Regions from separate parts of the Mus musculus genome. Here all the other regions are linked to region 1. Evidence: chromatin loops called from intact Hi-C (ENCODE). Cell type or tissue: left cerebral cortex. All regions are shown on one strand. Links, peaks and the distances in the headings refer to the core of each region. The heading gives the core; the rest is flanking DNA.

What was found. Peaks named below come from ENCODE experiments on the same cell type or tissue, not always from the same donor. Only the 100,000 strongest peaks of a DNase experiment are listed, where the experiment ranks them.
Region 2: a loop joins it to region 1, with 2.3 times the contacts of the local background. A loop is called at or near these places in 3 of 42 quality-filtered maps.
Region 3: it touches region 1 in a loop (2.5-fold over the local background); 2 of 42 quality-filtered maps call a loop at or near these places.

What each region holds. Positions count from the first base shown.
Region 1 is chr12:49,736,064-49,744,467 of GRCm38, reverse strand. No RefSeq gene overlaps it. Among named protein-coding and RNA genes, the nearest start is that of Gm25015, 160 kb to the right of the region's middle. In left cerebral cortex, for the core only: no CTCF peak of the experiment used is centred there; DNase peaks (open chromatin) are centred at 939, 2,974, 3,959 and 4,289; H3K4me3 peaks cover 932 bases; H3K27ac peaks cover 1,948 bases.
Region 2 is chr12:49,476,047-49,484,450 of GRCm38, reverse strand. 1810007C17Rik (RIKEN cDNA 1810007C17 gene) reads left to right here and starts at 3,589. Exons shown (of 3, transcript NR_045472.1): 1 at 3,589-3,921; 2 at 6,294-6,441; 3 at 7,232-7,458. In left cerebral cortex, for the core only: no CTCF peak of the experiment used is centred there; DNase peaks (open chromatin) are centred at 1,871, 3,100 and 3,623; H3K4me3 peaks cover 350 bases; H3K27ac peaks cover 1,638 bases.
Region 3 is chr12:49,826,828-49,835,231 of GRCm38, reverse strand. No RefSeq gene overlaps it. Among named protein-coding and RNA genes, the nearest start is that of Gm25015, 250 kb to the right of the region's middle. In left cerebral cortex, for the core only: no CTCF peak of the experiment used is centred there; DNase peaks (open chromatin) are centred at 4,354, 4,675, 7,005, 7,230 and 3 more places; H3K27ac peaks cover 639 bases.

The DNA.
Region 1 (8,404 bases), core at 127-8,126:
AGCCCTCAAAATCTGCCACCAGTTTCAAGCATTTGTATAAAGAATTATGAAGTAATTTTAGGCCTTGATCATCTTATTAACACTTCATATATAAAAGCTATGGTTTTAATAATGTGTTTTGGCTCTTTTCCATTTTCCATCACTGTTTCTTCAGGTAACTACATCTGTAGTATCATCAAAATGATCATAGAGAAAGATTGGGCTAAATATGATAGAAGCTACTTTGTCAGAATCAAAAATCTACTATCCAATTTCATGAGTGATTTTTACAGGGAACAAGTTGATCGTGCTGTTGTTTCAGCTCTCCTGTCTGTTTCAGCTTTGCTCTGATATAATAATCTTCAATAATTTTTATAATTAATATTGAATATATTTTTAAAAACATACATCAACAGATGAGGAGTTAAAAAGCCATGTCTATTTTGATCAGCATGAGGGGACTGAATTGTGACACTTGCAATGACAGAGCAGGAGAGAGTGACATTAATGGTAGCCACAGAAAATCCTTGGGACATATAGAGTTTCTGTATCTGTGAATTCAGCAATGCCATCAGTGTTTTGGCTGGCAGCCTATAACCCCCTTTTAACCTGAGCCCAGCTTACTCAGCAAGCTATGGCAATCGACTGCTGAGCTGTTAATTTCTTACTCTAAAATATACCTCTAGGTGAGTGGGACATGCTCTTTTACATATGGAATGAGATTTTGCTGGGGGAACTCATTTTTCAATTATGAGTATTTCTGAAGAAATGAACAGCAATGGCAGTGGAACAGAAGAAAACTATGTGGGAACACTGGAGAGCAGAGAGGGAGGGTGAACTCAAAGAGACTGAGTTACAGTTCTTGTTTTAGCCAGTTAAAAAAATGTGGAGAAACATGCTGTAGATGGACCAAAAATATCTATCCCTTTGGATGTGGACTGCAAAGGGCTATGCTCCAGACTTTCTATCCAGGCTGATATGGCACCATGCACAACCATACCCAGTGTCTTTATTCACACATTCACCCATCGTGAGAATCAGGAACAGGGGGCTGGTGAAGAGAAGCGGAGATTATACTGACAGGGTGTGTGGGAGAGGTTGCATGAGGAGAAATGAGGAGAAAATACTGACAAAAGTGGTGAGCCACTTTCTAAAGCCAGTGACTGCACCGCCTCCCCCCCCCACCCCAGCCCCGCCCATGCTGATTAGGAAAGACCATGCTTTGTAAGTATAGGTAAGTCAAGTAGATCACACAAGAAAATGTATATTGCATTTATTAACTTGTACATTCATATTTACTGAAAACAGAGTGCCCTTACTTATTGTTGATGTAGTTTTGAATAGAATGAAAACATTGGCCTTATGAGGCATATGTGTTAGAAGAATTAAAGCAGTAACAACACCAAGAATTTTAACTGTGACATTAATTTTCTCAAGGTAGAAACTAACCCACATAAGGTTCTTACCTTTTTACTAAAGCATTCGTGGTTTTGTCATTAATTTGAACTATTCTTATATTTGTCATTTTGTTCTTCCCCTCTATTACAGTTATCAAAAAAAGTTACTGTATTTTTGATATTTATCACCTAGGGTGGTATTTCTATTTTGCCAGTTAAATAACATCACTGACTACATGATTCATCTATAAAGTTTTAATTTTGGATTTATTTGCATTAATAAGAAAATATTTTCATAATGTACAAGATTTTTAATAAGTGATTGTCAAGAAATGACCACCTTAAGTTACATCTATAGAGAAAATGCAATACTTGGCAGCATTGCAAGAAACTTTAAGGAAGACATGGACTGTGGTCAGCTTCTGAGTGTGGTATATTTTTCTAAGGTGTAAAAAGCAAACATTGATGGTGTTTATATTAAGTGTCTAATTATGGTTCATGTGGATCCAGATACATTTTGCCAGACATTGTTTTATAAAGAAACCTGAACCATGCCACTAGGAGATTGTTTGGTTTAAATTCACATATTATGATTCTTATGAAATATCTTGTATTCTGAGTAGTTGAGAAGGAAGGTCCTGAAATTGACTTAATGGACCAATTTTGTGAAATATTGGGATTTATTTCTAGCTATACACTATTATTTTTAAATATAATTCTAATTTATAATACTCTTCATCTATTACTTGGGATCTTTATATAATACTTGGGACACCATATCTTTTTTGTTGTTTCTTTGTTTGTTTGTTTTTTGTTTTTTGAGACAGGGTTTCTCTGTATAGCCCTGGCTGTCCTGGAACTCACTATGTAGACCAGGCTGGCCTGGAACTTAGAAATCCACCTGCCTCTGCCTCCCGAGTGCTGCGATTAAAGGCATGTGCCACCACGCCCGGCAGGATACCATATTTTATTACACTTGGTTGGTAATTAATTTTAAAGAATTAAAAATGATTTACTTGGAGGAAATGACATTTTTTGTTATTTGAGTTCTTAGTATATTTTTCATTAATTCAAGTTATATACTAATTCAAAATATATGTTTGGAAATATCATCATTTGTCCTTTCTCTCCAACTTGTAAACATGAGATCTTTCTTAGAGTTCAAGTCTAGAATCCAGTATTAAAGGGTAGCAGTCCCATCCTTTCTATTCTTGCCAAGCTTATAGAATGTTCTCTCCATTCCCCCCTACCTTACCTACATCTCCTGTTGTTATCCACTTAACCTGAGTCCAGTCCTGCCATGATCTTAGTCCATTCTTGCTCCAAGCTTTCAACTTTCTGTGACTTTTCATTGGATTTCTTGAGGCAGAAAATTTGTATTGCTCAACCCTATCTGAATTGTGTAGATTTCCCTCTACATCTTGACCCCTTTCTTTATGAAAGCAAGAACCTTCTTCCTCTGCTGTCACAATGAAACCCAAACAAGGGTTAAATCCTGACCCTGCTTAGAGTTGAAAACTTTTCTCACTCTGAGAGAGCCTTGAAGGTACAAGAAAAAAAATCTGATAGACCATCTCTTTCCCCAGTCATGTGCAGGGATAGATTGAAGCTAAACATGGCTCAGATCAATGGAAAGTTCAGACTACTGAAAGCTACTCTTAGACTCTGAGAAACTGGGGAACTTGCTGTTAGGTGGAAAATCTATGTATTTAAAAAGACTATTGTTGAGAAAAAATATAATGATACTCAAGCACTCTGCTGTAACCTTCAGTTAGGGTAAGGTTATGAAAGTACTTCAATTGTGATGAGTTACTTCCTGTAGCAGTGGAAATTTATGAGCAGAAACGTGGCTTAGCCTGCCTTATTTTTTTATAGAAATATAGATGTGGTGCTTAAATACTTGTATATTTGTATACAAATTGTGTCACTGTATTCTTGTTTAGTTGCCTATATTTCAGAATCTAGTTAAATATGGATATTGATTTGAAATCAAAATTTTATTTACAACATTTAAAGTGACCTACAACTCAACTGCTAAGATTTCCCAAAATGTTCTTCCACATATTGTTATAAAAATAAAAATATGTCCAAGTTGTCATGGTTCACATGTACACAGTAATGCTTAATACTGAAATCTGTGACTAGAAATAGTATCTTAAACTACTGGATGTTTAATCCTCTGTCCTTTTTCGTTTGATTTTTTTAGATAAATTTTATACCTGATATAATGAGGTTGTAATATAATTGTTCATAAAATATTTACCTTTCCAGGAAAGTACCTAACTCTTTTTAAAAAATATCATCTGAAACAGTGTTAAACTATGCATTCTTTTTCTTGAAAGAGAAAAGAAAAGAAAATACCCAATTTCCAAAGTATTGGCTGCTGCCCCTAGGAAAGGGTCTGTAGCAGCAGGGTTTCTGAGTCCTTTGCTGCAATCTAAAATACAGCAGATTGGGCCCAGATTCCCACTTAAATGTCTTGGGTTAGAAAACTCGGGAGGTGAATCTTCCGTGAGGACACAGTATCCTAAACTCTGCTGCTTCACTGGCAGGAGATGGAGCCTGGCAGCGGAACGGGAGCCTGGGAGAAAATGGGTTTGAAAAATGTCTTGAACACGGCCGGGCATATATTATGAACAAAGATTAAGTACCACATACTTGCAATCTTCTCTTTCCAAAGAATGTGATATGAAACTTCTGATCTTAAAATAAAAGAAAAAAAAGTCTGCTTTAAATTTTTGTTTTTTAAAATTTTTTTCACTCCTTAACCGATACACGTTCAAATAATGCTGCCGCTCTGCTCGCAACACAGCCTGCTCATTTTCTGAGCTGGCAAACTGTAGCCTTGGCTCAGGGCTCCCTATCTTTGACCAGCCCCCACAGAGCCCAGAATCTTGCAAAATAATCTCTGACTAACTAATTACCAAGGAAATACCATTTTGAGTTTTTGTACCAATCAGGCAACAATCTGGTAGTGACTCTTCAGGCTTTGACATATAGAAACACTTAGCTGTGATTGCCTATGATGTCATGCGGGTGAGTGCGGCTGGGTTGTGCTCATCAGCCTGTTTACTTCAGGAGCTGATAAAGAAGAAAATCACTTCACTCTGTGATGATGAGTTTCCCTGTTTGACCTTTCCCAGCACCTGCAGGGAACGGATCATGCAGTGATCACACATGCCCCTTCACATGTGTACTGTCCCCCTAACACAGGCAGACCACGGCGTGTGAACCAAGTATTTAAAGACAAATGTAGCTACTGAGAAGTGTATATTTAAACCATAACACCTGTTTATTTTTCTAGCCTAAGATATCCGTGATTTTACAGCAATGGAGTTGCTTCAGCTTTTTCCAACTGAACTTAACCTTTCTGGATTTATTCTTAACACTGAGGCAACGATCTAAATTTTAGAAAAATTAGATCCAAATAACTGATGGCATTGTTTACCTTATCCTGGGGGAAAGAACCTAACGAAAAGCAAGAAGGGCTATTTTTATTAGGAGATTTATTTTTGTAATAAATCCATCAAATAGATTTATCTTACAGAGCACATCTACTGAAAAATTTCTCTTATTAAGTGTAGAAAACCTGCACCTCATCAAATCACTTCTGCCAGTTTCCCATACATACAGTAAATGATTTCAAAATTAACTGACTAGAACTCTTTGTTAAAATTTGTCATTTATCTATTAAAATTCTGTAACTTTTGTCAGACAATGTACTTAGCTCTGTAATAAGAGTCCCTGAAGATATGTGTGTGATTTGTCAAAAGAGAGACAAAAAGTGTAGAAAACTCTAAAATGTCAGTAATCAGGAGATTTAACAGACTTCAGTAAATTTACATAGAATGAATAGAAATCTTTGATATTAATAAACTTAGCTGGGGGATGGGGGGACAAAGAATGGTAATTTGAATATAATTTCCACTGTCACTTATTCCAAAATTAAAAATTATTATGGATAAATGTGCAAAAGATTTTTAATAACGTAAATGTAACTGTTGATCACTACCTCAGAACTTAAAACTGTGACTTGTTTTCTTAAGGAGACCAGTTAAGATTATGATTCTTTTGTATTTCTGTTCACATAAGGACTAATGTAAACTTAGTTATAGAGTACACGAGTGTCAGACAAAAGTGTGTTTCCCCCTTTTAGTGGCCTCTAGCAGAACAGGGGTGGGTTATCCCATAGACAGATGAACACTTCCTGACATCAGAGGCTGATCAATAACTAGATCATGTATAATTGCAACAACCTCAACAAAACAGAGTCCTAGAGTAATATGGATATGCAGTTTACTTTTACAAAAGGCAGGTGCCATAAGATTAATCCAACTGGAGAATCTTCTGGAGAAGATAAGTTAACTACGTTGTAAAGGTCAGATTGATGGACATATTAAGCAACACTATGAACATCAATAGGCAAGATTGGGCCAATTGTGAAGGAAGGGGCCAATAGTTTGGCTTTGCTGAATCAAACAAAACAAAACAAAACAAACAGACAAACAAAAACAAACAAACAAAAAAAACATGTTGTGTTTGTTTCCTAAAATTTGCATAGTAAATGTCACCATGTATTTTCTGTAGGCTACAAGTTTAAGGTCACAGAGAAGTTTTTTGTTGTTTGCTGAGGCCTCTTTCAAAGACTTTCTGATGGCTAACTCCTCATGGTGCCCTCATGTAGGCTCTGCCTGTGCACAAACGTCCAAGTATTTCTAACTTTCCTTATGTAAGGACATTAGTCTGATTACATCCAAGCTCCCTTCGATGGAATTACTTTAACTTGATCACAGTCAGAGTTCCTAGACAGAGAGTTAACATACAAGTTGAGAGGAAAGCAGTTCAGCCGAAGCATTGTATTAGTGATCAGAGGTGAGATTCCTGGCTTTTACAGTGCAGGGTCAAGAACACTCTACCTATACATGCCAGGGAAAGGGAGACACACTCCAAATTACTATGACCTTTACATGACTGGATCTTTTTCTTCCACTACTTGGAGGAGAGTACTGTAGATATTAAAAAGAGACGGAAGCTGTCTTTACATCTTTGTAGCTTTTATTGGAAGACCGCTTCTCTCTAACTACCAAGTCTCTGATTTTCCACATCTTTCTTTTCCTGTTGTCTTCTTCTCAAGATGCTTTGCCTTTTTGTTCCTAAGCAGACTGTGAAGCTACAATAGTGCTATGGAGGGCTCTAGAAGATGGCCTTTGCATTGCACCAATATCACATGAGAAAAACACATTAGTTAATTAACAGGGTATGTTACTATTTTCCTAGAAACTGAATGTTTGATTGAGAGTATTTCAGAACAGAAAAAAGAAAAGAATAAATAGTATCTACATGACATTTTAGCATTCAAAACTTTAATAGTATCAATGCCTTTATAAGCCGTATATAGGACTCAAATTGCCCAATATGAAGGCTTGCAATTATAAGACTGATTTGTTGTTTGGAAAATCGTGAATAGGTGGATGTTAGAGATAACAACAAAAGCTGCATATAATTTACTTAATGGTCCCACATGAACTCTGTCTTATAGAAAATAGTGTCTCCATTTTGAAGATAAAGAAAATGAGACACAGAGAAGTTAATTGACTATGCAAGATATGAAATGTTAGAGCTAATAACTATAGCCGGTCTGGCTCCAGACTCTCAGAGTGTACCCAGTATTTCCTACATCTGTAAGAAGACTTCCGTTCCAGTGACCAGGATTTATGACAAACAGCCAGTGTGAATTTATAAAAAGGTCTGCCCTACCATTAACAAGGAAGAGATGCTTTGTTGTTGCTGCTGCTGTTTTGTTTTGAGAAAGGAACACATTCTTGCTGAAGGGCTGGGACCATATGGTAAGGAAATACATGTCTTGGTACTGAAGGCTTCCTGTTTGCGGCTGTTTATGAGTGCACTCCTTGGAAATTTGCCAGAGCCTCTTACGTATCATTTTATTTGTCCTAATATACTGTGAGTTCTTATAAAGCAACAAACACACAAAATATGTCTGCCCAGATATTTTAAGTACAGGATTTTAGAATTGTAACTGTCATTTTCATAATAGATTCAAATGATTTTTAAATGAAATTTCTGTCTCCCCATGCTTATGCAACTCACCAAAGCATTTTTGTATGTGTCCTTAAAAATGTTAACTGTTTGAAAATGTTCATGTTGTTGCTCCACTAGCTAAGACAGCGTATGTGCATATGTGATTGTGTGTGTGTGTGTGTGTGTGTGTGTGTGTGTTGTGTGTGTGGCACAAATATTGACCTTCTCTGCTTAGAAACACTAAAAGATGAATAAAAGTAACCATTAAGAAGAAAAACCCAACAAATCAGTTAATTAATTTTACTTTTCTTCTTGTGTTGGACTAAGTATGGAGAATAATCTAGAAACTTCATTTGCCCCTTTTGGAAGGCTTCGTTAGCATAATTCCATTCTAATTCTTAGCTTCACATCAATTAGGTCAAAAACTTGAGACAAATGTCAGACTCTAGAGAAGAGTGTCTCTTTTGGTTCTCAACATGGAAGAACATGACTGCCAACTCCAGTTCGCCATTTCTGCAGTGGTGTCAGACTCTACTCTTCCAGGAGGAGGAGTACAGGATCAAGAGCTGATATGGGGTTAATTCTTGTTACACACTGAGAGTGTCTGTGGAAAGCCCCTGAGAACCACAGCATAATGGTGCTTAATGAAACTGGTGGGATGAGGAATTACTGGACAATGGGTAATGCAAACTCAGTGGCCCCTTCGTACATACCTCCCGTATCTACAATCACACAGCTTAAAGATCCAAAACACAATTTCTGTTTTTAAATAGTGTTTCCAAATATATTTCCAAATATTTAATATCTATGGTGAGATGCCCTGAAATGTGAATTACAGCTGAGAAACAAGAGAAACTCAGTGAAATTCAAGTGACTTTGCCTGTGCTTAATGAAATGCTCTCAATTGCTTAGTTATCCATCACCAGATGTACAACATGAGGATAGAGAAATTCCTTTGCACCATATATATGGTGGCACAGGTTCCAGTT
Region 2 (8,404 bases), core at 234-8,233, 260 kb after region 1:
TATAATCAGTTTGACAAATGTCCACAAACGTCTTCATTCTATTTTATATTTTCCCTAAGACAAGGCAATCACACAACCAGACAATTCCATCAGGGAAGCTTGTTAGCTGCTTAGTCTGTTAAACCCTGGTTGCCATAGCATCTAGAGTTGAAAAAGCTGCAGATTGGCATGAAAAAGCATGTCGACAATTGCCCTGTCACAGCATGCAAGCCAGGTCTGCTCAAAGGCAGCACACTACAAGTTTTCTTTCCCAGTTTGCACTACCCCATGCTGTTTAATAATATCCATTTACTGGTATTGGGATTGATCTAGCGCAGTGTAAAATTCACATCTAGTGAGACTTTGCTTTTCACATGGAGTGAATTCTTTAACAAATGAGAATATGGCAATTAATTTAGAAATGTAATACTGTATGCCCTATAAGAAGTATATTTAGATTTAATAAAGAAACTGTCCAAAAAATTTAATGCACTGTTTTAAAGAGCACAATAGTTTTACTTGGCATCTTTTCAGTTGACTTTCTAGTCATTTCTAAAGCCTTGTTAGTCATACTTCAGTGATGACAGACAGCATTCAAATTACAGTAGTATATTTTAAACCATGTTTTAATCATACCATAGTCATTTCTTCTTCATATGCATGCTATAATTTAATTAAGGACATATATTTCTAAAATAACTATAATTTAATTAAAGATTAATATCATGAGCTCTGAAATTATAGTCTAGAGAGCAATGTGCATCAATTTTTTCCAGAGGGATCATATACTTAATGGTGATAAATTACCATGTATTAATAAGAAAACTTAGGTTTCTACCAATGGGAACTCAAACCCCTGCCAACTATCAGATTCATGTAGTCTATAGATTTTGAATAAAGTAATGTGTGTTTACAAACAACAGTTGTTAACTTACTGGAACTGTAAAAATCTTAAAAATATCTACTGAAATTTTGAATCTTGGTTAATTATTTCAATTAAGACATTTATAGTTATAATATTCAGACTTTGCCCATTACCTCTTGTCCTAATATTTCTTCAATTTAAGTTTTTGATTTCCACAAAGAACAGAATAATCTAAAAATATGCAACCCACTAAACCAATATGAGTTTCAAACAAAAGAATTTTTAGGTATTATCTACAATGCATTCTTTTTCTTTGATGCTCATTGCTTTGTTATTGTGGTATAACAAAGGCATTTTCTACTCTGTATTGAATGAGCTCTTCATTTTGAACTTTTCACATAAAAAATGTTGATCTGCAACACGAGAAAGTGATGAGCTGACAAGGAAATGCTGAACTGATGGTTGCTCTTCACATTCTGAAGCTACTGAACACCTTTTGCACTTTCTTCTTCTAAACAAGTTTGTCTATTGATATTTTCAATAGAATAATCAAAGCAAGAGGCCTTCAGTTTTATACATGCATGTACGTTTGCACATACTCGTGCACACATGCACACAAAACACACAAACACAACACAATACACACAATACATATACAACACACCAACACATACCCAACATACACAACAAATAGACACACACACAACACATACACAACACATACACAACACACACATGACACTCGACACATGCACACAAGTGAAAAGAGTGATACAGAGTAGACCTCTTCAATCAGTAATGTTAAGTCCCTAATTTTCTAGGAATCCTCAAAATAAATCTCAAAATCTTGACATAAAACTTGGTTCACATATGGTGTCCATGAATGTGTTTTCTTATACCACATCTTCCAGGTTTTTTTTTTTTTTAAGGAGGAAAGCTGTTTACTTGTTAAAGGTCTTTTTATAAGCTTTGATGACTCAAAAACACCTTCATTTTAACACATGGAATTTGGCAACGAGCATAACCATGCTACCATTTGAAAGACTTTGATATTTTGAAAAGAAGAAGATTAAAAACATCAACGATTGAGAATAAGTTGGCTCCGATGTCTAGAACAAAAATTTCCCAAGTATGAATTTTAATGTGAAGACTTACTAGTGAAACGTATCTGCCAGAATAACATAACCTATCAAAGCCCTAGTTATTGCAAATAAATAACAGCCAGTAGTGCCACAGACTTTACCCTGGTGTCACAAGATAAAATATGGGACCAAATTGTGGCAAAGAAGAGATGGCAGGTTGCTACATAAATGTTCATATAAAATGAAAAAGAGTGGAGATATCATATCTTCTCATTACATTTTTCATTTTACATTTTACATTTATATTACATAATTATATTTAACATTGGGTTTTTTTGTTATTTTTTCCAATTTCTTTCATTTACACTCAGTTTGCCACAGAGCAGTTCACACTGGTTTAAAACAGGGCACTACCTCTGATCTTGACTTAGGACACACATACTTTTCTACATAACCTAAAGCCTGGCCTCACAGAAACCTAAACAGATTTCCACAACTCAGAGTTCCTTACCTACAACCACAACAGCACACAGCTCTTTGTAATCCCAAGGTTATCTCTTGACAATGATTTGAAAACATATGCTATCTTTGTATCCAGCCTGCGTTCATATTGTGCATTCCCAATATATTTTAATTAATTATGTATGAACTGCATTTTCTTTTTACACCTGGCTGATTCTCTGTTTATTCTTGTATTTTAATATAAGAAAATAGTCATGCATTTCAGTTCTTTAGAACATGTTCATTAGATACAATGACTAATACAGATATGCTCTATAAACAATCTCATTTTGGCCAGAGACAAATTTTTAATTGATATTCTACAAAGAAAATGTCAATAATCTTAAAATTCCATAAAAAGAGAAAAGGGAAAAACAGTCTGACTTGTGATCAGAGGGAGTATTTTGCCATGACATGATTCTTTTCATGGTAAAAATATCACAGTTAAAGATACACCACACCACAATGTTTTATTTCTTCAAACATCCAAGTGACTTTAATTTCCCCAGTGAAGCACTGGCTTAAAAGGAATGTAAGTTTCGTCCAAACACTCGCGTTCTTGGGTGAGGCAGTTCTTGCTTCTCTGGGTGATTTTGCCTTGTTCTGAAATTGTCTTCACCTGACGCAGAGCGCATTAACTGCTAGATAGGCATCACACTGTCTGTCTCCATGCTGTAGCATACAGCCGTGAATTTGCTACGATCTGTTTAATCAGCAGTGCATTGATTTTCCCGCAGCTTTCCTTCATTTTAGCCCCATAGCAGGCTTCTGTAATTTCCTTTGGACAAAGTGTAACCAAACTGTGCTAAGTGATGTTGATTTGCAGGCAAAAGTAAAGGGGTAAATATAAATTAACAAGCTATAAACATTTTACAAGTGGGGAGTCAATAAAAACAGTGTCTGCAGTTTCTTAAAAAAAAAATGATTTGAAGCAGATTGTTAACAAAGGTGTCCAAAGAAACTGACATGAGTCTGAGAATAATTTTTGCGCTTTGTGATTAAGAATTGATCAGTCTAAAAGCCTCAGATGCTACTGAATCACCCATAAGCTGCTGGCCTGAAAAGGCTCAGCGGGGGCTGGTATTTGTTTGTTAAACTCCCATGATTCCAAGTAGATAATTGGTCTGTGAAGTTCATGGCAGAATCTGAATTTGCTTTCTTGCTTCCCAGCTGGCTGAGCACTGGTTTATAGACTTGTGTGTACAAATTTAGCCAGCAGCAAACCTCACATCTTTAATATAAAAGGTGTTTTGTTGTGTTTTTCAGGTGCTGAGTGAAAAGCCCACACTGCAGAAGCTCATTAAAAGGGCCAAGTTACAGTACAGGTTTATTTCTGTCACAGCGTTTCTGAAAACAGTGACAAGGATTAATATGTTTCTTTAGTACTGGAAAAAGCCTGACGCAATCCCTTGTGAATTTGATCATCTGTTTCATTGCCTGTAGAAGATTCAGCTTCCTATTATATCTGAAAGTTACAGCTGTAAACTACTACTGGTAAGGATTCATAAGCTACTGCAGAACCCTGGGGCAGAGCTAATTGTTTTATTAAACATTTGCTAATTTACTTATTATTTATTTCATATCTCACCCTTATAGTCATTTACTACTCTTCCTCAAAGTCAAGAGTGTCTTAGTTCCTTGGTTGCACAGAGCAAATAGAGACACAGTGGTTTAAATTTCAGTGAGTTTCAGTAAAAGTTCTATGGACCAGTGTGTTGGAGAAATATCCAGTTTACATATTTTATTTAAGAAAAGGTAACATTTTACGGACATCAAAATGTAATTTTCTTATTAAAAATATTAATGACATGAATATATACTTTCTGTTCTGACGAGTTGTGTAACACTGGACATATTAATTTAATTGGTGGATGCTATATGTCTAACAAGACTTGCCATGTGACATATGCAAACTTTAGAAAAGTGTAAAATATACCACAAAATGTTTGTTTTACAACAAATTAAATCTATTTGATATTTTTTAAAACTAAAAGTTTTAGTAATGTGCAATTATCTATAATAAAACAAATATGCTTAGGAACTGAGAACTTTTTAGCCTCCTCCTCCATCTCTTATGCTCATTGAGGAATGTCTATTCCTTCCCCTTTTCTTCTATTTTGAAGACAAATGCAGAATTCTAATATTCAACACAAAAACGCATATTTAACATAGTTTCAAATGCTATAAATTCAGAACATGCAAATGTAAAGGTTTAAATGTACAGCCCCCTGTGTCAAAATCCCTCCTCACACTTTCACCCACACTTTATTAGTAGTGTCACTGATGTCAAATTGAGTGGAATGAAGAAGCTTACAGAAGTTGTGTTTCTAGTTTCCTATATCCACAGACATTTATCCCATATTTGATTCTAAATAGAGAATAGAGCTACCTTGTTGTCCTCAAAAACTAAAAATGAAATCAAAACAGCAGTGAAAGACCAGCCAAGAAAAACACACTCTATCCCTCGTGTGCTACCTCTTTCTGTTTCTACCAACAAAATCTTTTGCTTTGTGTTTTCCATCAACAGTGTCCATAATAGCAATAACAAAATAATTGTTAATATGATCATGTATTTCAACATGTCCGACTGACATCATGTGGTACTGTGTGTCAGGCACAGCTACACAAGGAGACCATGCATCATGTTACAATGGCAGCCACTGCTTTGTACTGAAGGGCCACATAATCTGCAAGCAAATTTGTTCTCAGAGTAGAATGTGTCTCCAGCGTTAATAATTAGAATGAACACACCACGGATGGTTCAGTGGATACAGCTGCATCATTCCCTGATGAGTTTCATCCCTTGAGTTGTGCTATTATATTTCACGTCCATACCTAATGGCAGCATAGTTATTTCTATCTATAGTATTTCTTTCAATGTTTTTGTAAGATTTCCCTTACGACCATGACTCAGTGAAAAACATTTTGGCCACATGGTAGGCAGTATTTCCTTCAGTTGTGAACACTGATGGTTGCATCATTATTGCATATAACATGTTTCTTATGACCTAAAGCCTATAATAATGACTTCCATGCATAGCGCTATGGATAATTTGTACATAGATATCATTTTAAATGAATTCAAAACATATGATTTGATGTTGTATCTTTAAATTTAATTCTTTGAGTACACAAACATACATTCTTAAAAGACTTGTTCTTTTTACTGAATTGTGTAGGTGTTTTGCCTATGTGTATACATGTGTACAATGTGCATGCCTGATACCTACAAAGGTCATAGAAAGGTAATGGATCTCCTGGAACTGGAATTACAGATGATTAGCCTCCATGTGGGTACTTGGAACCTAATCGTGTTTCTTGCAAGAACACCAAGTGCTCTTAACCACTGAGCCATCTCTCTATGAACCCTTTTGCACATTTTTATTTTCAAAGAGACACATATATCTTGGTTAACATTTTTAAGTTGTTATGTGTATCACATTAAATAAAAAATAGTGTTATTTTATGAGTGAACAAACAATTCACAACAAGAATATTAATTTAACAACAATTAAAAGTCAGTATTCTTTGGTATCAATAGTTCACACTGAAAGTTTTTAATTCCAGGACTTCTAAATACTTATGTGATTATCAAAGTTTTATTGGCTAGGTTGTTGACTCTTGTTCACGGGATAAGTCTCTTGTATGACTTTCAATCAACCTTTGACCACTCAGCACACGTTGACAACTCAGTATGTGCTCATTAAATTGAATTATTTAGTCATTCAATATATATGTTGTCTATCAATGTTGCCTTTACAGGTTTTTATCAATTCTTTACCTATATAGTAAAGGTGTTCCTCTTCAGGTAAGTGTTAATTATAATTGCAAATTATCACTGATTTTATTTATTGCATTTTCTAAAGGGAAATAATATCAATAGGAATTAAAAGCCAGAAAGTACTGTCTCCATATCATTTTAAAATGCTACGATACTTTTGTAAAAGGAGCTTAATATTAAAAGAATGGGAAAAATGTTGGAAATTCTAAGCATGACCCTCTTTTGTTGTCTTGGTAAGTCGATAAAATATAGATCCCTATGAAATATTAATAAACATGAGCATAAATACAAGAAGAATGCTATAAGGAATGATTGCTATAGATTTATGAGAACATTAATCAGCCACATCGTTCATTAGAAATTGCATATAAAAATATAATGTTTAAATTTTGCAGCTGCTTGATTTGAGTAGGTAAACATAGAGACCTTATATTTGCCATAGAAATTTATACCAAGAGAAGATGGAGATACATATGACTTATTCAAACACACCTTGACACTACTCTAGAGGTTAGCCAGTTAAAAAGAGCTAAATGTTTCAACTTGCAAAGAGAATCTTAGTTGACAAAAGAACAAATATTTTTCACATTCAGACTAGATGAACACACACAAAATCTTCCCTTGTTTACTTTGTACTAGTCACAGGTTTGGATTTTTGGTCATTTCCTTGTCAGTGTCTGCTCTCAGATATTAAATACTAAAAGAATGGGCATTAAATGATTCATAGCTGTATAAAAAGAATGAAGCAAATTCCTAAGATAACAAAATTTATGCTAGAGGTGTCAACCAGACACTTTAAAAAGTGCTGTTTCTTTAGAATAATTAATGAGTGAAATCTTTGTTAACTTCTCTGCCATTAAATGGTGGTTCCAAATTTATGTTGATTAATAAGACAGTGTCCTGGGAAACAAATCCAGGACTAAGTTTCATCCATGTAACCTTTACCTTTTCCTTAAGTGGAAATGATGCTTTGTTCCCTCAATTTCCTTTATTCTGAATCATACTGCACCTTTTCTCCCAAAGACATTCAATCCAGTGAGTCAGATACATGCTGTAATGTACTGAAGATACGTGCTGTAATGTACTGAAGATACATGCTGTAATGTACTGAAGATACATGCTGTAATGTACTGAAGAGGAGCTGCCCTGAGTTCAAACAACCTCTGAAAGTTAAAAATAAGTTAATGATTGATTGTCTATGAATAAAGAATGTTGCCGATCACAGTGTTTTGTGAAGACACTGAATAAAGTGAATGATCTGTGCTTTTTCATCTCATTCTCAAGCTTCTCCCGCTTTTTAAAAAGTTCCTTTATTCCTGAATACTAAACACATGACTCTATTCAGGCTGGGTTTTTTTTTTTAACATTTATACAAAGGATATGCATCCAATTAGCAAAGGTGTCATTAGTGCAGGTGATGTATCCAGGGAAATTTGATAATTACAATAACAAGAGAAGAATAAATATTTACATGTGGTATGTTTATGTGTATCTCATGGTCAAGCATAATGCCACAGATAAGGTACTTAAATTGAAACTACCTCTTTGTTCACCAATCACAGATTGTCTTTTTTGAAGACTTACTTGGAAATTGAAAAATATGATTATCTGACTAGTTGATTTTTTGTTGTTGTTGTTTGTTTTTCAAGACAGGGTTTCTCTGAATAGCCCTGGCTGTCCTGGAACTCACTTTGTAGACCAGGCTGGCCTCGAACTCAGAAATCCGCCTGCCTCTGCATCCAGAGTGCTGAGATTAAAGGCGTGCGCCACCACGCCCGGCTTGACTAGTTGATTTTTAGAGGGCGCTCTTTCTGAAGGGAGAAAATTATGAAAGGACAGATGTACTAGTGTCTACCCAATTTGGTCAACAATATTAATTAGGCTTATAAATTATAATAGAATACTGAGTTATTCTATGATTATAGATATTATATACAAATAGTATAATAATTGGTATAGAGATTTTAGGATTTCTGTTTCCAAAGCATCATACTTTATTGGAGATCTGGGCCATATATCAAGAACACATAGAGGAATACATTCATTAACCAGATTTGGAAACATACAAAACAAAAAACAAACAAAAAAGCCAAAACAAACAACCACAAATTGGGGACACAAACAAATACAAATGAGACCACTCAAATAATTTTTAAATTATTTTAAGCTGAGTTTTGAAATAATTAAGAATGGATT
Region 3 (8,404 bases), core at 256-8,255, 91 kb before region 1:
CAATAACACCCCTGCCCACAGGAATAATGACATTAAATTCAAAGCTATGTTCATGTAATGTGGTCTCAAATGAAACACAGCTTAGGAGATACAGGGAAGAAGTTAGCAAGACTTAACATTTCAGTTTGTTAAAATTGATTTGATACATGACAGTACCAAAATCAAAATAGAGAAGAAATTCCAATCTTTATAGTGAAGAGTGTTAGAAAGAAGATAGTTAAATGCTGGAATATAGAATACAAGGTATAAGGAAATGAAACACTGATTCGTCTGTAAAACAGACTTATACTGAACCAGCTGCTTCAAATAAAAGCATTGATAAATTAACGTAGTTTCATCTTCTTTCATTGGTTGACTCCAGTGTATATTCTCTGTTGATGGGTTTGACAAACTCAAGGTCTCAGAGCTTGAAAACATTTTGTGAGTTGAATTTAATACCCTGTGATACAGGATAAAATGTCACATTCCCCAAATATAAGAGTAGAAATACCTTCTTGCTCAGGGAACAGGCTCTAAGAATCTTATTTGAAAACCTGCTGGGTCAACCCCTAAAATTTCTAATTCTTTTGTCTAATTATTTTCTTTTCCTGGTCCTAGAAAAAGCTCCAGGTTTATACTAGGCTACATTAATCACTTGCTCTACAGAACACTGTCAGATTGCTGTGTGAGAAAGTTGTCTCCTTTCTCCTATTTGCTTACATTCAGACTTCCAAGGGAAGTTTTATAGTTAATTGAAATCAAGAAGCTTCTCATGGGAAAGAAATAAATCATGAGAAAATATTTAATCTTACTGACCTGACATTACATAAGCAGTTGACCACATTTCATTTGGAGTTTTAGTTTGTAATAACTAGAGAAAAGCAGACAAGGATCTCAGATGGATTCCTTTCTGTTTCATTGCCCCTCCTCAAAGAGGCGATTTCTCACCTTGTTTTTTGAGAGAGAGGCTCCTTTACCCTGGGTTAGTCTTCACACTCTCCATCTGCCTGGTGTTCACCTATATCTCTTATCACCACTTAGCCTTGTCCACTGCTTGTCTCGTTACTCAAAACCTAAGTATGTCTCTTACGGGCAAATCCTCTTCCTTGTTTGCTCATCCCTGGGTCTCTGGTCCTGGCATGACCCTTGGTATACAGTGGACTCCCTGGTTCTAAGTTGAATGGATGGATGTGTGCAGCCCACTTACATGTATAAAGCCAGTGTACACCATTTTGGAGTGTCATGTACATTTTTACAAGACATTTGTCCTGTCTGCTATCTGCTTTCCTGTCTTCATCCCTGCCATTTGGGGAGATTATCAATTCAGAGGACTAGAGAGATGATTTAATAAATGTTGTCCTCTAGGTTAATTTAGTAAACATTTAATAAATGTTGTTTCTCCAGAGGAGAAACAAGTTCTGCTATGTGGCATATCCATGAGTAAAGCCATTTGCTTTTGTCTAAGAATTGAATTACTTAAGAAATCACGTTTATATCTTATTAAATCCCCCAAACAGAACAAATTTTGTATGCTTATAGCGTGCATTTTTAATTAGCCCATTACATACCTCCACTTTGTAACCTTGACTAATGTTTTCTCAATGTTTATATTAGTTTCTTTGCTGTTAGGCACTTACTTAGAGTTATGATTGGACTGCTGTTTGAAGCTAGTTAGTTGAGATCAGTCTCAGGTTACCCTAGCCCTTCATGAGCTGGGTAACCTTAGTCAAGCTAGTCAGACATCTCCCCATATCCATGTCCTCCACTTGCAAAATAGAGATAACATTAGTACCTAAACCACAAGCTTACACATCCCAGTACTGTCATAAGGATTAAACAATTTAAGACATACAGCACAGTTGGACCAGTGCCTGGCACAAGCTGCAGCTCAATAAAGTTAGCTGTTATTTTTGCAAGTATTTCAAATCCTTCTTGACTAAAGTAAGACAAAATAGAGTTTATAAGTACCAATCATGAGCCAGGACCTTGGCGTTCTATGCAGTGTCCAGCTGACAATGAGTAACATAGGATGAAGTGGTACCTAGGCTAGGGCCCTCAGAGGGAGACTCAGCAGATATCAGCTGAGATGCATCAGAAAAGATGGCCTCTGCTCCAAGCCTGCATAGTGATGGGTATGACTTGCAACACTCTCATAGACAATCTGATGAAGACTCAGATGTGTTCTTAAGAGTAGGGAGTACAGATGTCATAGAGGTGATCTTTGTGGGTCAAATGTTAGATCTGAGCCAGATCCCCTGCCACTGTTGAATGTAGTTTCTGCAAATTCAGACCTACTCTGTTGATATTGAGTATCTTTCTTGTTTTGTTTTGTTTTGTTTTGACAAGGCCAGAGGCCACTTTCATCCTCTCTCTCTCTCTCTCTCTCTCTCTCTCTCTCTCTCTCTCTCTCTCTCTCTCTGTCTCTGTCTCTCTGTCTCTTTCTGTCTCTCTCTTTCTATCTCTCTCTCTGTCACACACACACACACACACACACACACACACACACACTCCCACTGCTAGCAAGGCAGCTCCTGTGACTTAGTCTGCCTAGCCCTCAGCATGTTTGAGAACCTTGCCTTAAATAGATTAGTGTCTCTGTGCTGTTCCCCACAAATGCAGGAGGTGCCACTTGGCTGGAAGTCCAAGCTTCCTACTGCTACCTGCATTTTTTTGCCTCACCCCAGCCTTCTCACCCTGGGTCACCAACCCACAGCCCCCAGAAACAAATCCAGGTGTTTCTGAAACTCTCTGAGTCCTCTTTAGTAGTAATTTATTCCATATGTTTATTGCTCTCCGTGTGAAATAATTTCAACAGTTTCTTTTTTTTTTTCTTTGTCACTGCATTCAAATTAGCCCACAGTCAAATCCGATGGAGGAGTAACACTTTCAGAAAACACCAAGTCCTGTGCTGTGGAAAGCCGAGGGATATTGCAGCCTGTGAGAGAAGGAGAAAAGAACAAGCAGTTGGGGCTTGACATTAGCTTATGAGGGAGAGACTTCTGGAATACCTCACAGGGCTTGGGAGAACAGCTTTACTGGAGTTCTGACTACAGTTTGCATTTCCCCTGGGTGTCAATTTTATGAAACAAAGTGATGGGATGATTTCTATCACTTGAGAAGCTGTGTTGTTGGTTTTTTTTTTTTTTTTTTATAAATGATGCATTGGCAACAGCAAAAATTGTTATGGTAGGAATCAAATTGGTGCTTCCTTACTGGAAATGGAAGGAACGGAACATGGTGCTTGTCAGTTTATTTCTGAGCTCTGCTTTTCAAACTTTAATTTGAGAGGATGTGGGGAGGTGCAATGGAAATCCCAATCCCTGTTAGGAGAGCACTGTATTTTATATTTTTGTTTCATCATCTCTACGATCAGAAGGAAATTATCCTTTATACTTTAGAAGAGAAAGCACTGTCAGTTCTAAATCTATTTTGGGGGGAGGGGAAGAAAGGGAATGATTTATGGATTAAATCAATGGATTCTGTGTAAAAAAAAAAATCTATTTCTACATCAGGGCATTGGCCTACCTTGTGACAACATGAAGAATCATCAATAATTAGCATTTTTAAGTGATCAAAATGTGCTTTTAGAATCAACTTCTGTTCATAGCATCTTCTCATCATGGAACTGGAGTTTAATAACAAATATCTCATTTTTGCCCGTTTCTCAGAGCATTCTTGCTAAAGTAACCATCATCTCCATTTTCATGTGTGGCTTTCCCCTTTGGGTGAACAGGTGAGGGCAAAGTTCTTTCTTTTCTTTTTTTCCCCCAAGACAGGGTTTCTCTGTGTAGCCCTGACTGTCCTGGAACTCACTTTGTAGACCAGGCTGGCCCCGGACTCAGAAATTTGCCTGCCTCTGCCTCCCAAGTGCTGGGATTAAAGGCGTGTACCACCACCACCCAGCAAGGGCAAAGTTCTTATACAGCAGAGTTAGTGGTAACCACTGGTTTTATTCTGCTGTTGAAACACATTTTAAATGCAACTATTATTTGAAGTCACTATGGCAATAATTAGGACTGACTTCATGTGCATTCAAAGGAAGACATGACGCATAGCACTGTGTGCAAATTATCTCTTTAGATGATTTCAGTAGCTCTGGGATGCAAGCTGATTATTTTCTCCATTTTACAGATAGTAAAATAAAGGCACTATGACAAGAGTGGCCTTCAAACCAAGTCCATTTGCATAGAGAGCTTACACTCTCATTGTTAAAGTTGTGTGCAAAGTATACGATAATAACATTATTTCACAGATGATCCCTATTTATAATTGAATCTGGCTCATAACTCCCTTAAAATGTTCCTTTTCGGCTGAAGTTGTCTATACTTGGTGTCCATCCAACTGAGCGGTGGCAGGAGGCAAAGGAAATACAGCGAGTTCTGGTTGAGGCAGGAACAGATTTTAAGATTCTGTTTAGATTTTGAGACAGTCTGGAGCCTGGACCAGGATCCAAAGCCTGCTGAAAGAGAGTTGCCTTTTCATAACAGCATGGAGTAAGAATTTCCATAGAAACTTAACTCAAGCACAAAAGTTGACCTGGCTTTAAATAAATAAATACATAATCAGAAACAAGAATGGTTCCTATTTGCTCTCTGTTGGTATTTGGTCACAGACTCAACTGTATCGGGTTTCAAGGTATATTCCTTCCCAGGCCGTGACTTAGAACTAGCCAGGTGTGTAGATCAGGTTCCTACTTTCTTACTACGGGGCCTTTTCTCTGCTTTTAGGTGACTGGTTAGCTTTTGCATTGTACACTGCACTCTGGGGTCTTACTATGATAACCCATGATGACTCTCAAAATGGGAGAGCATCCATATTGTTTTCTTCCTTGTATACTTTACCTGTGGTACACAGACCTAAACTTTTCTTAGTTTTGCTGGTCATGGCTTCTTGCCCACATTTGGCCTTTATGGTCTAGACTACTCAGCAAAGAGTGGCAGGGAAGGCTTTCATCATGAGATGAAATAGGAAAACAAAACTCTTAGATTCTTGGACATGGGCTGACTGTTTTTCCTCCCAGGAGTCTTTTGTATTCTTGTGTCAAATTTTAAGTATACTCCCAAAAGTTACTTTGTACTCTGCTCATATTCTAATATCAATAGCTACCATTTTGTTGAGTTGGATTCTGGCTTCTTATTGTTCATGACTTATTGTTAGGTATCATTACACTTACCTACTATCAATTTCTCATTGTTTCTGAGACAGACTTACTCATGCTACACTTTGAATACTCAAGAGAAGGAAAGTGCTCATTGTTTACTGTCCAGGAACTATAAGTAACCAGAACACTATTCTTAAACTTATTTATATTTCCTTGACTGTATCTCACAGTAAATAAATAAATAAATAAATAAATAAATAAATAAATAGAAAAGAACTATTTTCTTATGCTTGAAAATAAAAACTTAGTTCGAGGCCAGCCTGGTCTACAGAGTGAGTTCCAGGACAGCCAGGAAGACACACAGAGAAACCCTGTCTCAAAAAACCAAAACCAAACAAACAAAATTAATTACATTTATAACATAAACATAGTCATTTCACTCATTTATTTGAAACCAAGATTATAATTGAGCAGTTGATACTTTGTTGAGTATTTATTGATATCTACTAACTACCAGATTTTAAATAAGCATTGAAGAGCATTCACCTTAGTAGGAGAGCCCTGGGATGCTACAGAAGCAGGAAGTAAGGGCTTGGAGCTGATAGAGCCAGGTAACCAAAGGGAGAGTAGGTTGATGGTAGGGCAGAGAGGGCACATGGTCTCTGGGCATGGTTAGTGATACAAAGATTTTGGAGGGATACTAGAAAGTTTGAGTGATGAATGTGATCTGCTGTTTCTGTGGAGAACAGACACATAAGGTCAAGGACAGAAGCAAGGAGAAGTGTAAAGGGAAGAAAGATAGTGCCTGCGACTGAGGATGGCACCTTCAGAGAAAAGAAAAGTGAAGGATTTTATACAGAGCTTGGAAACTTCATTCTTAGACTGCAGGACTTTGTGTAATATACATATAAATATTATATAGTCTCAGCATATGGTATCACCAAGGATTATGAGCTTTGGTCTGGAGCTTGTAATTGAGAACATAATTGACAAGAAAGATGTTTCCTCCTAAACATAATTACTGAAAATCTAAAATGAACTCCTCAAAGCTTTAGCACTTGGGTAAAAATATCCACATATATTTACATATGCATAGGAGCTTAAGTACTTATCTCAAGAAGTATAAATAATCTAATAAGCAAGGCAGTCTATGAATTATTATTCTTCAAGATTTGAGACTATTCTAATATTAAATTATCCATTTTTTAAAATTGGAACAGAAAATACAGCCCTAAATCAGAGCTCTGACAGTAGTTTTCTATGGCGATCCATATTACCTCATCTTGGAAGAAACACACAGCTCATTTCAGAGGGTATAAGAACGAGGCAGGGTAGTTCTAATGTGAAGTGGGCCAAGGAATTTCTAAAAAGAGCCAACCAGAAGGAAAAAAAAAAAACAAAAAAACAAAAAACCTCAAATTGGGATCCTTCCAGGCATAGGAGCATATGAAGAAGTGCCTAGGCGTGCTGTTACATGGGTAGAAAGTGGACCTAAGAAAACCTACTGTGTGTCGGCTCACTATGTCATGATTTACAAAGAACATGCAACAGGCTAATAGATTGAGTATACTTTATTTCAAAAATTCTTTGGCTAGAGAGGCCTGAAGTAACCAGGCAGAAATTGAATGTTTGACAAATGTGTGGTAGTTTGACTATTAAAATCTCTGGTCACGGATAATAATGCAATGCTCCTTGGCGGGCAAAATGAAAAGCTATCAGAATAATATTTGCTTTCATCTGCTCTGATATAATGCTGAGAGTACCCGCTTATTTGTGGTTTCTTCCTGGGGTGCGTTCTGAATCCCATAAATTTCAGTTCCAGGGAGAGCAGTGCTGAGGTGGAGGAAAAAAGCCCAAATTTCTCTTCTCTGATTTAAAAACTGTCTCCCACAGTGAGCTTCTCTGTTTGTCAAAAACTCTAATTGGTGTTTTCTCAACTTGCTGCTTGGCTGGTTTCTTTCTATTGATTTCATTTGGGGTTTGTAAAGCTGTATTTGGAACCCTTTCCAGAGTTTGTTTGGAAGCTCATTTTTAATTTTAATGAAAATGCATTTTTAAAAATGTATATTATACCACCCTGCGGATTTTGCTCAAATAAACCTGCTACTATTTTCAATGACTTCCAGCCATTTTAGTGCCCCTCAGTCTCACTCACTAAAGGGACCCCTGTGCTACTCCTGGCAAAGTAACAAGATTAAGTAGAAAAATGAATGTTCTTCACTGTTTTTTCAAGACTCTTAGCCAACAAAGGAAAAAAGATTCATTCAGGATCCAGAAAACAGGTTTTCCCACCTCAGTTCTGAGCAGCTTCCGTTTCCCATTGGATGTATCGTTATTCTGAAGACCCCAAGACTAAGGCTATCTGCCAAGAAAGAAAATTTAAAACCAGTAATAAATTTAGATTTGGAATTAAATCCTTTGTACCCACAAATTTCAATAAAATTGATGCTTAAAAATATTTTTAAAACCTTTTATCTCTATCTGTTATTAATCTTCATGTTAAAGTCACTGCTATAGATTCTAATGTTACCCCTGAGTAGGCAGTAAAACTAAAATTCCACTTGATCCAGTCTCCTTGGATGTGTCTCATTTCTGCCATATTTTTTTCATACCTTCAAGCTACCCTGTCATAGTCATTTCTATTATGTCAAATGTCCTGCTGTTCCCACAAACCAGTCTTAGATCTTCCAGCTTTTTCCTTTACTAAGTAGCCCAACATTATTTGCAATAGCTCTGATATTTAGCCTTGACTGGTGCACATACCTCCTTTATATTTGATCCTTCACAGGCTTTTACATGCATTGCTCAACAGCCTTTTCTTTTTTTTTCTTTTTTAATATTTTTATTAGGTATTTTCCTCATTTAATTTCCAATGCTATCCCAAAAGTCCCCCATACCCTCCCCTACCCACCCATTCCCACTTTTTGGCCCTGGCGTTCCCTTATACTGAGGCATATAAAGTTTGCACAGCCAATGGGCCTCTCTTTCCACTGATGGCCGACTAGGCCATCTACTGATTCATATGCAGCTAGAGACATGAGCTCCGGGGGAAGGGGGTACTGGTTAGTTCATATTGTTGTTCCACCTATAGGGTTGCAGACCCCTTTAGCTCCTTGGGTACTTTCTCTAGCTCCTCCATTGGGGGCCCTGTGATCCATCCAATACCTGACTGTGAGTATCCACTTCTGTGTTTGCTAGGCCCCGGCATAGTCTCACAAGAGACAGCTATATCAGGGTCCTTTCGATAAAATCTTGCTAGTGTATGCAATGGTGTCAGCGTTTGGAGGATGATTATGGGAATGGATCCCAACAGCCTTTTCTTAC